Regions from separate parts of the Homo sapiens genome. Here region 1 is linked to region 2. Evidence: read pairs that join two places in POLR2A ChIA-PET (ENCODE). Cell type or tissue: OCI-LY7. All regions are shown on one strand. Links, peaks and the distances in the headings refer to the core of each region. The heading gives the core; the rest is flanking DNA. Region 1 has its middle 45 kb from the start of XXYLT1-AS1. Region 2 has its middle 120 kb from the start of XXYLT1-AS1.

Region 1 (8,335 bases), core at 61-8,060, 73 kb before region 2:
AGAATATCAGACAAAAAGAAAATCCTAGAAACTCCAGTCAAGTGTGAGATAAGAATGAAGACACAGCACACAAACTCTTAGAACATTTGCCTCCTTTCTCGGAAAGCTTCAGGAGGAAAGCGTCACCATTGCAAGGAAGTAAACCAAGAAAAAAGAATGCACAAGATCCAGGAAGCAGGGGGCTAATGGAGCCAGGAATTGAAGGGGATGCTCGGCTGTGCAGCAGGCTGGGAGAGCGGCAGTGCAGATGGGAGTGGGAGGTGGGAGCGGGAGGTGGGAGGGGTTTGGAGGGAAGTGGAACTGACAAAGTAGTGACATACTTGACCATGCGAATAACTGACAGGCCTTAGAGGGTGCAGGGAGAGCTAGCCAGAGAGTAAAACAGCAATAACCACAACAACAAAAAGTAAGCAAATAAAAATTATTGACTCCAGAAAAAAAGGTTTAAAGAAAGAATATGCATTTGCTGGGCCCATCAATGAAAATATTAACTTAATCCTATCAGTGAAATACTACTACAGATTTTTTTTTAAAACTTGAAGTGCAAAGAGGGAAATAGATGATGTAAAATATCTCAAATCATTATTTACTATAATAAGAAGTTAACAGATAATATATTAAATCGAGGCTGGGCATGGTAGCTCACACCTGTAATCCCAGCACCTTGGGAGGCTGAGGCAGGTGGATCAGTTAAGGCCAGGAGTTCGAGACCTGCCTGGCCAACATGGCAAAACCCAGTCTCTACTAAAAATACAAAAATTGTCCGGGCATGGTGGTACGTGCCTGTAATCCCAGGTACTCGGGAGGCTGAGGCAGAGAATCGATTGAACCTGGGAGGCAGAGGCTGCAGTGAGCCGAGACTGTGCCACTGCACTCCAGCCTGGGCGACAGAGCGAGACTCCATCTCAAAAAAAAAAAAAAATTACACACACACACACACATTTATATAAAATTGATTGTAAAAAGGCTAGCAAGATATGCATGCTGTTTAGAAATATGGAGATAAATAGGTAAATCCTGGAAGGAAACAAATGAAAAGAGATTGTTTCTGAAGAGGTGTGGGGAAGATAGATAAGATACTCCTGCTTTTTAAAAATAAGCTTTTTAGCACTGTTTGGGTTTTTAAAAAATTATTTCTATGTGACGCTTAGACAAAAAATAAGAAAGCACTGATACATGATATTTAGAGCCTCTGGACTAATTGAAATCCTTAAGAAGAGAGTGTAAATAGTGAGAAGAGGGCCCAGGACCAAACTCCGAACACTCCAACATTCACACACTGAGCTGAAAAGGAGGAGGAATTAGCAAAGGAGATTGAAGTAACAGGGGAACAACAAAGTGAAGGGGCCAGAAGAACCGAGAGAAGAAAGTTGCTCAAGAAGAAAGTGGTGCTTAACTGAATACTGTTGACCCTGGAAAGCAAAATAGGACTGAAATTATTCAGGATACATGAATGCAATGGAATTAAATATGTCGTGAACTGAAGATAATCTACATGATTACCTCCACAGATGTAGAAAAGGCTTTCAGAAAAGTCAACATCCCTTCATGTCAAAAACTCACAATAAACTAGGTATTGAAGGAATGTACCTCAAAATAATAAGAGCCATCTATGTGACAAACCCACAGCCAACACCATACTGAACAGGGAAAAGCTGGAAGCATTTCCCTCGAAAACCTGCAGAAGACAAGGATGCCCTCTCCCACCACTCCTATTCAACATATTGAAAGTCCTGACCAGGGCAATCAGGCAGGAGAAAGAAATAAAGGGCATCCAAATAGGAAGAGGGGAAGTCAAACCAACCCTGTTTGCAGATGACATGATTCTACATCTAGAAAACCTTATACTCGCAGCCCAAAAGCTCATTCCACTGGTAAACAACGTCAGCAAAGTTTCAGGATAAAAAATGAATGTACGAAAATTACGAGCATTCCTATACACCAACAACAGCCAAGCTGAGAGCCAAGTCAGAAAGGCAATCCCATTCACAATTGCCACAAAAAGAATAAAATACCTAGGAATATAGCCAACCAGAGAGGTGAAAGATCTCTACAATGAGAATTACAAAACACTGCTCAAAGAAATCAATTACAAAACACTGCTCAAAGAAATCAGAGATGACACAAACAAATGGAAACACATTTTATGTTCATGACTAAGAAGAACCAATGTCATTAAAATGGCCATACTGCCCAAAGCAATTTATAGATTCAATGCTATTCTTATCAAACTACCAACAACATTCTTCACAGAACTAGAAAAAAGTATTTTAAAATTCATATGGAACCAAAAAAAGAGCCCGAATAGCCAAGGCAATCCTAAGCAAAAAGAACAAAGCTGGAGACATCACATTACCCAACTTCAAACTATACTACACGGCTATACTACAAACTATACTTCACCAAAACAGCATACTACTGGCACGAAAACAGACACAGACCAATGGAATAGAACAGAGAGCCCAGAAATATGGCCACACATTTACAACCATCTGATCTTCAGCAAAGCTGACAAAAACAAGCAATGGGAAAAGAACTCCCTATTCAATAAATGGTACTGGGATAACTGGCTAGCCATATGCAGAAGACTGAAAATAGACCCCTCCCTTACATCACATACAAAAATCAGCTCAAGATGGACTAACGACTTAAATATAAAACCCAAAACTATAAAAACCCTAGAAGACAACCGAGGCAATACCATCCTGGACATAGGAACAGGCAAAGATTTCATGGCGAAGATGCCAAAAGCAATCGCAACAAAACAAAAATTGACAAAAGGGATCTAGTTAAATTTAAGAGCTTCTGCACAGCAAAAGAAACTATCAACAGAGTAAACAGTTTACAGAATGAAAGAAAATGTTTGCAAACTATGCATCTGACAAAGGTCTAATATCCAGCATCTATAAGGAACTTAAACGAATTTATAAGAAAAACACAAACAAAAAAGTGGCAAAGGACATGAACAGACACTTTTCAAAAGAAGACATACACGGGGCCAAACAGCACTTGAAAAAAAGCTCAACATCACTGATCATTAGAGAAATGCAAATCGTACCAGTCAGAATGACTATTATTAAAAAGTCAAAAAAGAACAGATACTGGCAAGGTTGTGGAGAAAAGAAGACTTTTTTTTTATACATTGTTGATGGGAGTGTAAATTAATTCAACCATTGTGGAAAGCAGTGTGACGATTCCTCAAAGAGCTAAAAGCAGAACTCCCATTCGACCCAGCAATCCCATTACTGGGTATATACCTAGAGGAACAGAGATCATTGTATTATAAAGACGCATGGCCCTGACTGTTCATTGCAGCACTACTCACAATAGCAAAGACATAGAACCAGCCTAAATGCCCATCAGTGACAGATTGGATAAAGAAAACGTGGTACATACACACCATGGAATACTATGCAGCCAAAAAAAAAAACAGAAGGAGACATGTCTTTTGAGGAAACATGGATGGAGCTGGAGGCCATTATCCTTAACAAACTCATGCAGGAACAGAAAACCAAATACCCCATGTTCTCACAAGTGGGAGATAAATGATGAGAACACATGGACGCAAAGAAGGGAACGAGACACTGGGGTCTACCTGAGGGTGGAGGGTGGGAGGAAGAGAGGAGCAAAAAAGCTAAGTGCTTGATACTAGGCTTAGTGCCTACGTGATGAAATAATCTGTACAGCAAACCCCCATGACATGAGTCTATATAACAAACTTGCACATGTTCCCCTGAACCTCAAATAAAAGCTTTTTTTTTTTTTTTTAAGAATTAAAGATCGTTTTAAACTGTGTGCTTCAGACATAGCTAAGTCAGACTGGTCTCCTTCCCTAGTATAGACTTACAGGAGTTGACTGTCATTATTTCACTGTGATCGCCTTTCAACTCCTGCTTCCAGTATAGAAGAACTTTTTCCTTTGTGTTCCAAATCTACCTTGAGCTGGAGCCACCTCATATTGGGAAAGCTGATTATTAATTTTTCAAGAATTTTGTGATCCAGTTGTTCAAAACAACCATTATTAAAAATTAAATTGGCTGGGCGCGGTGGCTTATGCCTGTAATCCCAGCACTTTGGGAGGTCAAGGTGGGCGGATCACAAGGTCAGGAGTTCGAGACCAGCCTGGCCAATATGGTGAAACCCTGTCTCTACCAAAAATACAAAAATTAGCCGGGCATGGTGGCAGGTGCCTGTAGTCCCAGCTACTCAGGAGGCTGAGGCAGGAGAGTCACTTGAGCCCGGGAGGCAGAGCTTGCAGTGAGCCAAGATTGTGCCACTGCACTCCAGCCTGGGCAACAGAGCAAGACTCCATCTCAAAAATAAATAAATAATTAAATTAGATAAACCATCAATTAGATCCTAAAAACAAAGGTAGTCAATATTCAAAATACATCAATTATTAATTATCATCCTACATTTTACTATAATCTATGCCCTTGAGGTTATCTGTATGTGTATGGTAGAAATACTATATGAGAGTGTGCTACTATCCATCTTTTCCCAGTTCCACATCAGTGACATCACGTTGGTAACTTAAAATTGTGGGAATAGTAACACCATGGAAATTGGCAAATGGCACAAGCCAGGGCTTTTTGTTCCGGAGAGCAAGTGGTTAATCAGCATATCACTGCTGATGCAATCCTTTGCCTGTTTCCCTTGAACGTACAGGTGAGTGGATAGGAAGCTGTTTGGTGTCTGGTTGGTTGATCGGATGACTGGACGGATGGGCGATGGATTGATTGTATGGCTGGAGGCTGCTTCCCTTTCTGACAGTCACTGGACCCTAAAGACCATGTCCCCAGTGCATGAAACAGCAGAGCAGCACGAGGATGGCCTGACTTTAGATGGTCAGCCAAAGGCCTATTCTTAGCTGAAACCCAGTATCAGTCTGCTCACTCTTGCCTAAGTATAGGAAGTGGACAGCTTGCTTTGAGAAGTGGGGCAACATATCCACCTAAATGTTGCTGGAATAAGTAAAGCATTCCCTGCAGAGGAAAGGGACACCTTTATTCTCTTCGTGTCTGCAGGTGGCTTTGGTGCCAAGCTGTCCCCTGCCTGCTTCTGTTTTCACCCCCAGCCCCAGTGCTGCAGGCTGATGGGGCTCCTTCTCCACTGACTCGCGTTTCCTCATATTCATGGAGCTCTGCCGGCAGCTAGGCTGAGGGAGGAGCTGGGCATACAGCTCTGGCCATACAGAAGGTGCTGGTAAGAAACGGAGGCAGAGAGCAGTGCAACAGGATGCAGAGGGACCGGCACTATCAGGAGTGAGAGAGGTGAGAATGGCAGTGGGGTGGTGTGTGCGACCTCCTTCCACGGGAGCAGCAAGACGAGGCACCATGGACTCATTTGTATCTGCCGCCTCTTGTCCAAGCAGCTGTTGGAAAACAACTAACACCATTTTCTAGGACCCTTGAAAGGGAGGAGGTTGGGTTCCAGCCCCAGCTCTGCTTCTGATACCCTGTGTGACTCTGAGTATATTAATTCGCCACTCTGGGCCTCAATTTCCCATCTATAAAATAATTATGAGCTTAGATCAGTATCCCCATGTTAAAGGATACTTACTCTGTGGTCAAAAAAGTTTCTTGGGCAAATGTTTAAGAAACACTCCATTCACACTGGATCCCCTTCTTGGGGATTCTTAGTGCTCCTCAGTGCATTAAAGGCTCTGATCAGTCCTGCAGGAGAGGGCCATGTTTATTTTTAACCTAGCATGTCCCAAATGTATTTATCCACAGAAACCTTTTGAGACAATTGCTGTTCTGGAGTATCTCAGAATCGAGGTCCCTTTCAACTCTCTCATCTGTTCTGGTTTTATGGACTGTAAGACAGAAACGTCCTCCATGTGAGGAGTGCCTTGGAGGAGAGAGATGGACCATGTAAAGATGGAGGGAGTGGCCAGGCATGGAGGCTCATACCTGTAATCCCTGCACTTTGAGAGGCCAAGGTGGGTGGATCACGAGGTGGAGATCGAGACCATCCTGGCCAACACGGTGAAACCCCGTCTCTACAAAAAATACAAAAATTAGCTGGGCATGGTGGTGCGTGCCTGTAGTCCCAGCTACTCGGGAGGCTGAGGCAGGAGAATCGCTCCGACCCGGGAGGCAGAAGTTGCAGCGATCCAATATTGTGCCACTGCACTCCAGCCTGGTGACAGAGCAAGATTCCATCTCAAAAACAAACAAACAAACAAAAAAAGATGGAGGGAGCTTTTGGAACGGATCTTCAAGGATGGCCAAGAGCCTTCTACATGGAGGAAGGGTCCACTGAATATAACTTGCCACATTCCAGGAGGAGTGGTGGGCATTTCGTGTTAATTTCCAAGTCACTGGCCTTGAAATAAAGTGGAACAGGATGGAACGGCCATTGTGAGCCTGCTCAATTCCACGTGCTAGATATACATCATGTTATTTAAACATGAAAGGAGGGGACATTGTGCCCATTCAATAGATGAGGGACACAAGGCTTCAAGAAATTAAATGGCTTGCTCAGAGCCACATCCCTAGCATGTGGGAGAGCTGAGGGGTGGTCCAGAGCTTTCTGATTCCAAAGCCTCCATTCTTTCCACCCCACTGTGCCTTTCCCAGGAGGCAGGGAGGCCTTGGCTTGGCTTGGGTTAATTCTCCTTTTCCAGGAATGACCTGCAGCTGTTCCTATTGCCCCGGAGGCCTGGGCAGTTCCTCCCCACCCAGAGGGCTCCTCCGCTTGGCCACCCAGGTTGGCTGCCCTTGGAGGGCCATTTTGGCTCTGGCCTCCTGAGAAGCTCCAGTCATTGCCGCTCTGTGGCCTGGCTGTGGCCCCTCCCCTGCCATCCATCCCACACTACAGGTTCGCCAAGAACCTGCACGTCCCTGGCTTCTGCCTGGTGCCCTGCATCTCATGTCCTAGAGGAAGTCTCCCCAGTCCTCCCGGGCCCCCTCTCCTGGCTCATCAGAGGCAGCCCTGTAGTAGGGACATACATGTGTTTTTCCCCATGGGCCTGTTTGTTCCTAGAGGATAGGGGCTGCATCTCCTGCATGGCTCAGGAGCCCTGGCTGCTGGCCCTGGGGTTACTGTGGGAAGCCAGGGTCAGCTGGCACTTTCCTGAGTGTCACAGGCATTTTCAGAACCCTGCTCCTAGTCCCCCTTTCTTTACCCCCCTACCACAACTCCAGAGGTCCGCATGAGTGTGTGGGCCTCCCTGAGATGCAGGAGGGTGAGCTGGATAGAAGCTGGGCTGTGGCATCAGACAGAGCAGCCCCGACCCTCCACCTACTATTGGGGGACACAGGCAGGTCACTTAACTTCTCTGAGCCTCACCTGTAAGATGAAGCTCCCAGGGTGGTCTTGGGAATTGACAAAACAGTGCACTTAAAGTTCTCATCCCGGGCCCTGCACACAGTGAGTGCTTAACATGCTGTAGTGATGGAGGTGGAGGAGGAGAACGGAGAAGGGAACTGAATGTCAGAGCCTGTCAAGGCTACCGCAGGCTGGAGTCCCCGGGAAGCAGACTCCACAGTGATTGGCGTGCAGGGCATGTATAGAGAGAGCTCTTGGGATTGAGGCCCGTGGGGGAGAAGGAAGGAAGCAGGATTGTGTCGAGGAGGAGGCTGAAGCCCCTGCTGACCCCAGGAGGTCAGGAGCTGGAGGGCCCTTCAGCACTGCCCTGGGTGGGGGTGAGGGGCCTTTAACCTGAAGCCAATCACTCAGCTCCTATAGGCTGCCCCGAAAGGTGCTTTCCTGCTGCCCAGGCCAACCCCCGCATGGAGTGAGGGTGGAGGGCGGTCTCCTGGCGGCACTCTGAAGCCAAGTCTGAGTGGCCCATCGCGGTCTCCACCACCGAGGCCCTCTAGTGCAGCCCAGGTCACCTGCAGAGGGTGTTAAGACAGATTGCTGGCTGGGCGCGGTGGCTCATGCCTGTAATCCCAGCACCTTGGGAGGCCTAGGCAGGTGGATCACCTGAGGTTAGGAGTTTAAGACCAGCTTCAACAACATAGAGAAACCCCATCTCAACTAAATATACACAAATTAGCTGGGTGTGGTGGCGCGCTTGTAGTCCCAGCTACTGGGGAGGCTGAGGCAGGAGAATCACTTGAATCGGGAGGCAGAGGTGGCAGTGAGCCGAGATCGTGCCATTGCACTCCAGCCTGGGCAACACAGCGAGACCCTGTCTCAAAAAAAAAAAAAAAAAAAAAAAAAAAGACAACTGGGCCCCAACCCCCAGTGTTCCTGATTCAGTGAGTCCAAGTGTGGCCTGGGAATCTGCATCTGTAACAAGTTCCCAGGGGATGTTGATGCTGCTGGACCCAGGACCACATCCTGAGAAGGACCATTCAGGTCTAATCCCCTCAGATTCCGC
Region 2 (8,335 bases), core at 81-8,080:
TCTCTAAGCTCTCTGATCTATTAATTTGGTCTATTTTTTATTGCTCTATAAATATCACCCAGTTTTATTAGTATAGCTTTATAAGAATTGTTTATATCCTGTTGGTTAAGCCATATTCCCTAATCTCTTATTGTTCTTTAGAATTGCCTCGAATTTTCTTGATGGGATAGGTGAGATGAAACCTAGAAATCCTACAGTCAATTTTCTCCCAAAGGGAAGCCAGCCTAAAAGTAAAGCTGATACCATGGAAGGGAGAGCAGAGATAGGAAGATGCTCGGTCCTTAATGAGATTGTTGCTGAATCAAGCTACTCTGAAGCTGATCCTGCCTCTGCAACGTCTGTTTATCTAAACTAATAAATCTACTTTATTATTAACCAATTTGGTTGATTCTTCTGTACCCTGTAACCAAAGCTTTATAACGGATACCCCTGGTATATCTTTTTATGTCTATTTTCAAGCTCTGTCATTATGTTTAGTGCATTTCTTACAAACTGCATAATCTGGACATTGGAAGTGTACTCCGAGTGTCTATCTTTTAATAGGAAAAATTAATCCATTTACGATTTCTGTGATTACTGTGATGATTTGGATTTTTGTCTATCTTATTTTGCATTCTTCATGTATTGTTTCTTTGCCTTTCCCACTCCTTTTCTGTGGCTTTCTGTGAGACTGATTAGATTTTCTTCCCTCTTTTGCCCTCTACTGATTTGAAAATTATGCATGTGTTTCTGATCTTTCACTATTTTCCTAAAGCTTATAATATGCATACTTCACTGTGTATTTTTTGAACAAAGCCTGAAGTTAATCAACACTTTATCCTTCTCCTGAATAAAAACAGTAATTTTATACACTCAAAATTTCTTACTTACAACCTTTCACTGCTCACATTTTTTACTATTTCTATTATTTTAATTCCTCATGTTTTTAAATCTCCCAAATTGATGATGATGATGATGATGAGATGATGGTGATAATGATGATTCAATACTTATTTAGATCTTACTAATTTCTTTGTACACACTTACTGTTATGGGTTGAATTGTGTTTCTTCAAAATTCATATGTTGAAGCCCCAATAGCTCAGAATGTAACTGTATTGGGAGATAGGGTCTTTAAAATAAAGAGGTAATTAAGTTACAGTGAGGTGTTTAGAATGGGCCTTAATCCAATATGATGGATGTCCTTAAAAGAAGAAGAAATTTGGACACAGACACATGTCTGCAAAGAGAGGAAAGGCCGTGTGAGGACAGAGCAATAAGACCGGCGTCTGCGAGCCAGAGAGAGAGTCCTCAGAAACCAGAGCTGCTGACACCTTGACCCTGGGCATCCAGCCTCCAGAACTGGGAGAAAATAACTGTCTGCGGTTGAAGCCACCCACTCTGTGGTACTTGGTTATGGCAGCCCTAGCAAATTAATACACTTGTTTTTTTTTTTTTCCAGTCGTGCTTTTCTTCTGGGTTCACTTTCTATTTCCCCTCTGAATTGTTGACTAGTTCAAGTTCTTTCAGAGGGGATCTCTGGGCCTTAAACTATCTTAATATATCTAAACAAATATTTAGCTCACCTCTGTCTAGCTGATCCACCTGGCATATCTTGAACGCCAGTTTACTTGAATATAGAATTCAAGGAGCGAGTCTCAGTCCCTGGGTAATGTGGACTTAGCAGGTCCCATTCCACCAGCTCCTACCTCTCGGAGGAATGACTCTCTTCAGTCATTTCTTCAAAGGGACATGCTCAATAAACAAGAGCTCCTTCACAGGTACATTGAATATTTTTTTCTTTTTTCAGACGAAGTCTCACTCTCACCCAGGCTGGAGTGCAGTGGTACGATCTCGGCTCACTGCAACCTCCACCTCCTGGGTTCAAGTGATTCTCCTGCCTCAGCCTCCTGAGTAGCTGGGATTACAGGTGCCCACCACCATGCCAGGCTAATTTTTGTATTTTTAGTAGAGACAGGGTTTCACTATGTTAGCCATGGTGGTCTTGAACTTCTGACCTTGTGATCCACCTGCCTTGGCCTCCCAAAGTGCTGGGATTACAGGCGTGAGCCACCGCACCTGGCCCTATTGACCTCTTAAGTGTAGACATACTGGAGGAGAAGGAGAGGACCTGTTCTACACTATAATCCCCTTGGAAGACATTTTTTCTTAGCACATTGAAGATATAAGTCATTGTCTTAGGATATCTATGTTGATGAAGGAAGCTCTGCCGTTAATCTGATAGCCATTCTTTTGTAGGTGATCTATCTCTTCATTAAACTAGCTTTTACCATTTTTTTTCCTTGTAGATGTGAATTTATGTCTATTTATCCTGCTTTGGGCTTAGTATGCTTATTTAATGTGGGGCCATAGGTCTTTCCTAATCTCTGAAAAATATTTCTGCCATCATCTCTTTAAATATTGCCTCTTTCCCCATCTCTGTATTCTCACGCTCCTGTTAGGCATAAGTCTCTCTCCTCCACATCTCTGAACTCCTCTCTCAGATTTCATATCTCTTTATATATCTGTGATCTCCTTTGCTCTATCATCCTACTCATTAATTCCTCTTTCAGTTGTCTAGTGATGATTTAACTTGACCATTAGTTTTTAAAAACCAATTATTATATTATTCATTTCTGTAATTGTCTCCTACAATATTCTGTTTTTGCATTATCAGTCTATTCTTTCTTTCTTTCTGTGTTTTTTTTTTTTTGATAGAGTCTCGCTCTGTCTCCCGGGCTAGAGTGCAGTGGTGCAATCTTGGCTCACTGCAACCTCCACCTCCCAGGTTCAAGCAATTCTCCTGCCTCAGCCTCCCGAGTAGCTGGGATTACAGGCATCTGCAGCCACCACCGGCTAATTTTTGTATTTTTAGTAGAGACGGGGTTTCACCATGTTGGCCAGGCTGATCTTGAACTCCTGACCTCAAGTGATTCGCCTGCCTCAGCCTCCCTAAGTGCTGGGATTACAGGGATGAGACACCGCGCCCGGCCTCTTATCAGTCTATTCTTTCTTTGAGTTCTTCAAATACTTCAAATATAGCTATTTTAAAGTCCCTCACAGACTTCTATACAATTTTACATTTCTGACATGTTTTCTGGTTGAATCTGCTGTTTACTGCTCAGAGCTTTGGATTTCTTTGCGCGCTTTGTATTTATGTGGGTGAAGCTATCTCCTGAGGGGTCCTGCATATGCCTGGATTGCAGAGATGTTCCTCTGGAATGACATTGTGATTGCATCTGTTGCCTCTAAAGGGCAAACAGTTTCTAGACCAGTATTTATGTGAGTTTCTAGGCTCGGGACATCCACACCGTGCTGGTAGCAATGAGAATACCTGTCCATAATTTTGTGTCATACAACCTAGAGGTTCAGATATTTTATTGGTGACAGTTTCCCTCATGGTCCAAGGTAAGTGACCCACTTTTGTGCCTAATATTCAGGCCAGCAAGCAGTTTTTCTAATCCCAGTTCCTAAACAGGAGAGCCCTTTCCTGACTCCTGGTTTCATTTGGGGAACTCAGTCCTAGTATTCCTGCTGTCGGCAAGGCTGTGGCCTTGGTGTCACTTCCTGGGCAAGAACTAAAGCTGCAGCCTTTCTAAACACCGTATGACTCCATTTCTCTGGAATTCTGGAAAAAGCAGAAATAGAAGGGCAAATATAGACCAGTAGTTTCCAGGGGAGGGGGAAGAGTTGGCTACAAAGGGCAGAAGGACGTTCGTGGTGATGGAACTGCTCCATGCCTTGACGGGGGTAGTAGTTCTATGACTGTATTTATTTGCCGGAACTCACAGTATTATATCCTAAAAAGGGCGAATTTCACTGTATGTAAATTATATCCTAATCTGGTTTTTAAAAGATGCAGGGTGATAAACTATCTCTATAGCTCAATATGATTTCTGATAACTTGAAAACTAAACCCAGCCTCTAAGGCACACACAGGGTGTAGCTCAATCCTGATTACCACTGCAAGACTCCTCTTTATTTGAGCATCCACAGATGCTTTTTTAGCTTCTGAGCTTCGTTATAGGTTTTGAAATTTAATTTTCTGTACTTTACCTAGAATTTCTATGTGTTTGGAGCAGGAGACCGACCATGGCAGCTCAGACCACTACCTTGACTGAGAACCAGGCCATCGGCACTGCTGGACATAAAGTCTCTGACGGGCCTCAGGACTCTGAAAATGATCATGCATTTTCCAAACAAGCAGCACACACTATTCTGGGTGGCAGGAACTGCCTTGCTTTCCTAATCTAGATGGTGGTTCTTTTATCCTTTCTCCCTCTTCCAGGTGTTTCCTTTGGAAGCACCTCCCCAGCCCAGGTTTCCGCTTCTGATGTCCCTGAAGTGCAGTCTGCCCCAGTGGCTGGATCCTCCCTGTAGTTGCTGAGGACTGGATCACCCCACAGCATTGTGTCAATGCAGTGGGTGCTGCCTCCATCCTGAGCTAAGGGCCTAAGCCAACTCCTAGGACTTGGCGTCCGGGAAGGCGTCTGCTGGCATCTGCTTCCAGTGCATGCTGGTTGCCCAACAATTTGGGTAAATAATGCCATTGCGTTTGGCTGTACCACTGGAAATAGGCCAACTCCAAGAGGTTGCACTGCTTCTGTCTTGATTATTTGCATTGGCTGTTGAAGTGATCTGAAGCTACTAAAACACAAAATGGATTCATTTGAGTGAATAGCAAAGAAGTTACAAATCCTTCTGTATATCATTTTCTCAAAAACTTAAGAGCATGTTACAAAATGTAGAGCAATACAGTACTTCTGTAAAACATACCCACCCAGATATGTGTGTGTGTGTGTGTGTGTGTGTGTGTGTGAGAGAGAGAGAGAGAGAGAGAGAGAGAGAGACTGTCAGGGCGGGAAGAACTCTCTAGAGAAGGGCCCTCTGGTTTTACTGCTATGGAAACTGAGGCTTAGAAAAGGGAAGTGGCCTATTGAAGGTCACACAGCTGGTTAGTAGACAACAGAGACCAGGCGGTCCCCTGAGTCCTAGTTTAGGACTTGTCCCACTGAGCCTGCCTGCCTGTGAGTCATGTGACACCTGTCAGATCAGCTGTGCTGCTGGACTTGCTGATGGAACCCAGCAGATAGTGGCCCTCAGGTTCCCCGAACCCAAGCCTGGAGAAAGGGAGAGCCCCTGAATCAGATGTGAGAATGATGAAGGCATGGCGGGCACCAGCCAGCATCTGAGCAGCGGAAGCAGAGGCTCCTTCCCTTAGCTCCGTTAGTGTAGCCAGAAAACAGAACATGAGTCCTAAGGCCCTGAAGGTCTGAAGCCTTGAGGGGTGCCCTCGTCACTGCTGTCATTGTGAAGGCTGCTGTCATTGTGAAGGCTGCTGTCATGAAGAAGGTGGAGCCGACTGGAGGGAAGGTGGTCACTCTCCCTGCAAATGCATTCATCTCCTTCACTAGTTCCAGAGCTCTTCAGGTCGGGCTGTGGAACAAGGGGTACAGCACTGACCTTATTTAGAATTGCAGGCACATGGTGAGAAAGAAAAGCAGATTGACCTTCACACAGGTCTATCACTGTTTTCAGCTCTTTACAGACAATGCAGGCCATCTTTTTGGTATCTGTGGGGACGGTCCTCACTGCCACCATCCCCCTGCATACCACCATCCAGAAGTCCCTAAACAGAGCTCCTCCATGTGGTTGTCTGCTAACTGCAGGGCTGGGTTGCATGGTCACCCTTGCATGAAGGCGCAGCTGGGAAGGCGAGCATTTTCCACTTTTCAGGCTCCACCATGGAAGGTAACAAGGGAGGGGCCTGGCAAGCTGCCGTGCCTTTCAGCCACAGTCCCCCCAAAGTCGGCAAGGGGGCCTAGCTGTAGCCCCCTTGGGAGTTTTCTCAGCAATCCATGGAGACCATCAGACCCTAGCAGAGCCAGCTGTGTTGGCTGATACAGCTGTTGCCAAGGCCCACCTTGATAGAGCCCAGGGGCACAGGCACCAGGGAGGCAGATCGCACAGAAATGAGGGCATGTTCTGTGGGTGGGTGTAATTGGAAACTGAATGGTTCTGGAGAGGCCAGGGCCAGGGGCTCACTTACTCCACTGGATAATAATCCAGACTTAAACCTCAAAGTGTTTGCGGGAAGTCAGCATTAGCCTAAACAATCTCATCCAAAATATCAGTGACAAGTGAAAAATTTCATTAGAAAAGCCGGCTGGGCATGGTGGCTCACACTTGTAATCCCAGTACTTTGGGAGGCCGAGGCAGGTGGATCACCTGAAGTCAGGAGTTCCAGACCAGCCTGGCCAACATGGTAAAACCCCGTCTCTACTAAAAACACAAAAATTAGCTGGGTATGGTGGTGCATGCCTGTAAATTCCAGCTACGTGTGAAGCTGAGGCACAAGAATTGCTTGAACCCGGGAGGAGGAGGAGGTTGCAGTGAGCTGAGATTGCGCCACTGCACTCCAGCCTGGGAGACAGAATGAGACTCCATCTCAAAAAAAAAAAAAAAAAAAAAAAAAAAATTGGTTGCTGCAGCTGAAATATACTTTTCTATGTATCTCATCATCAGTTACCAAAATTTAATGGTTCCCACTAGTGATGCTGAATAGCCCTGTTGAACATTCTAATAAGCAAATTAGATAAGTTTGGCGATGTGTTTGCTTGGCAAGTTGAGCTCTGCAAATTGTCTCTTGGTGAATTGGTCTCTCAGCTTTCTGTAAACTGGCATTTGCTGGACTGACCTAGACTCACCCTTCTGGATGGAGACAGGGAGAGCTGGGGTTGCCTCAGGGATGAGAGGTCAGCATTGTGTCCAACGAGTCAAGGGTAACTGGGCCCAAATGTCCTTGCTGAGGCTCCGCCTGGCTTCTCTCCAGTGACTGTGAGTGGTGTTGGCGTGGCTGAAGTGAACTTACTGTTTAACTTGCAAAGGATCTTGGAGAAATGCACAACAGGAGACCCTTCGGTGATGCTTGTCCTTGATGCGTAGCAGCTCTGGAGGGTTCGGAAGCCCGAGAGTCTCTTCTTTCTCAGGAAGAAAAGGGCTGACTGCTTGAGAATCCTGGCGAAGACTATTTGTAAATGTGTTAAGGACCTGACTCCGGGCAAGACAGCTGGGGGTACCTTGAAAAGGTCAGAGTGCCGCCGAATGCATGAGGCAGCTGTGCCCATTTACCGAGACTGGTCCTGGGGGAAAGGCATGAAGCTGGGCCACCTTCTGATTTGCTAAGGGCAACCCTGGGAGCACCTGTGGGTGGGGTGGGATGGGGGAGAGGTCCTGGAGCAGGAGTCTGGGGCAAAATCCAACATTATGGAGCATGTCCAAAGGATGCAGCCCATCCAGTCCTTGCTAGAATGAAAGACTCTCTATCCTGTATTCAAAAAAATTTGTGCCATGTTTATTTCGCAAAGTCACAAAGTGTTAGGTGTGTATGGGAGTGAGGTAGCTGGGGTGTGGTTGTTGAGTAAAGGAGGATGTTTTGACAATTTTAGAGCGTTGCTAAACTGGCCCATTTCTAAAGACAAATACATATTTGTTGATTGACTTAATTGTTAATTACAGTTCTGCCCGCCGAACTGCACAGCTACTTGAGTACGACATAAGACATGCTTAATCACGGTTGACATTTTTTTTTTCTAAGCGTAGTGTTGTTAGAGTCTATAGGTTTTTAAAGTATTTTTTTTTCTGGGTAAAGAGGCTTCTTCAGGCTGGGGATGGTAAATAATTTTCACTGTAAATCATCTCAGAGCTTTGCACAGCACAGGCTTAAAGTACACTGCGATGGGCTTAAAGAGGATTTTATTAAATTGCGGTGTCTTAGGAATGGGAGCAGATTCAGGGCCCTTGAGAGAGAGACCCATGCTGCTGTATGGATATCTCGGACCACTTGAGTCCTGGCCAGGTCTGCAATCCTGACCCTTGAAGCAGCGGCTTCTATATTTGGCCTTCCTCCCCGTACCCATCTCTTTTCATAGCATTCCTTTGCTCCAGCACTAACCAGGAAGCACTCTCTATACCTCCAACCCTTCTAGAAAGAGAAACAACTCTCCAGAACATTACCAGCAACATGTCTACGGGAAATGAATCCAATTTTATTTTTAAAATGCCAGTTCTGCAGAGCAATGCACCACACTTGAAAAACAGCATTCTTAAATATACAAGTTGCTGAATGAGTAGTTTTGGAGTGTTCTCATTGCCCATGCAGTGGAATTTGTTGGGTTTTCCCAAAATAGAAAGGAACTGGATGGAAGATTAGTTGGTGTATTATGTATCCATTTCTGCATAACAAATCACCCAACCTTTAGAGGATCCAGAAGGCAGGGGCAGCTTGAGCTGGACAGTTCCTGCTTGGGGTCTCTCCAGAGGTTGTGATCAGATGTCAGGCAGGGCTGCAGTCCTCT

Evidence for each region. ChIA-PET counts read pairs that join two places held together with the same protein. Peaks named below come from ENCODE experiments on the same cell type or tissue, not always from the same donor. Only the 100,000 strongest peaks of a DNase experiment are listed, where the experiment ranks them.
Region 1: POLR2A ChIA-PET joins it to region 2 with 7 read pairs; 2 of 35 experiments call an interaction of 5 or more read pairs at or near these places.

Annotation. Positions count from the first base shown.
Region 1 is chr3:195,045,057-195,053,391 of GRCh38, reverse strand. No RefSeq gene overlaps it. Among named protein-coding and RNA genes, the nearest start is that of XXYLT1-AS1, 45 kb to the left of the region's middle. In OCI-LY7, for the core only: no CTCF peak of the experiment used is centred there; no DNase peak of the experiment used is centred there.
Region 2 is chr3:194,972,334-194,980,668 of GRCh38, reverse strand. No RefSeq gene overlaps it. Among named protein-coding and RNA genes, the nearest start is that of XXYLT1-AS1, 120 kb to the left of the region's middle. In OCI-LY7, for the core only: no CTCF peak of the experiment used is centred there; a DNase peak (open chromatin) is centred at 4,928.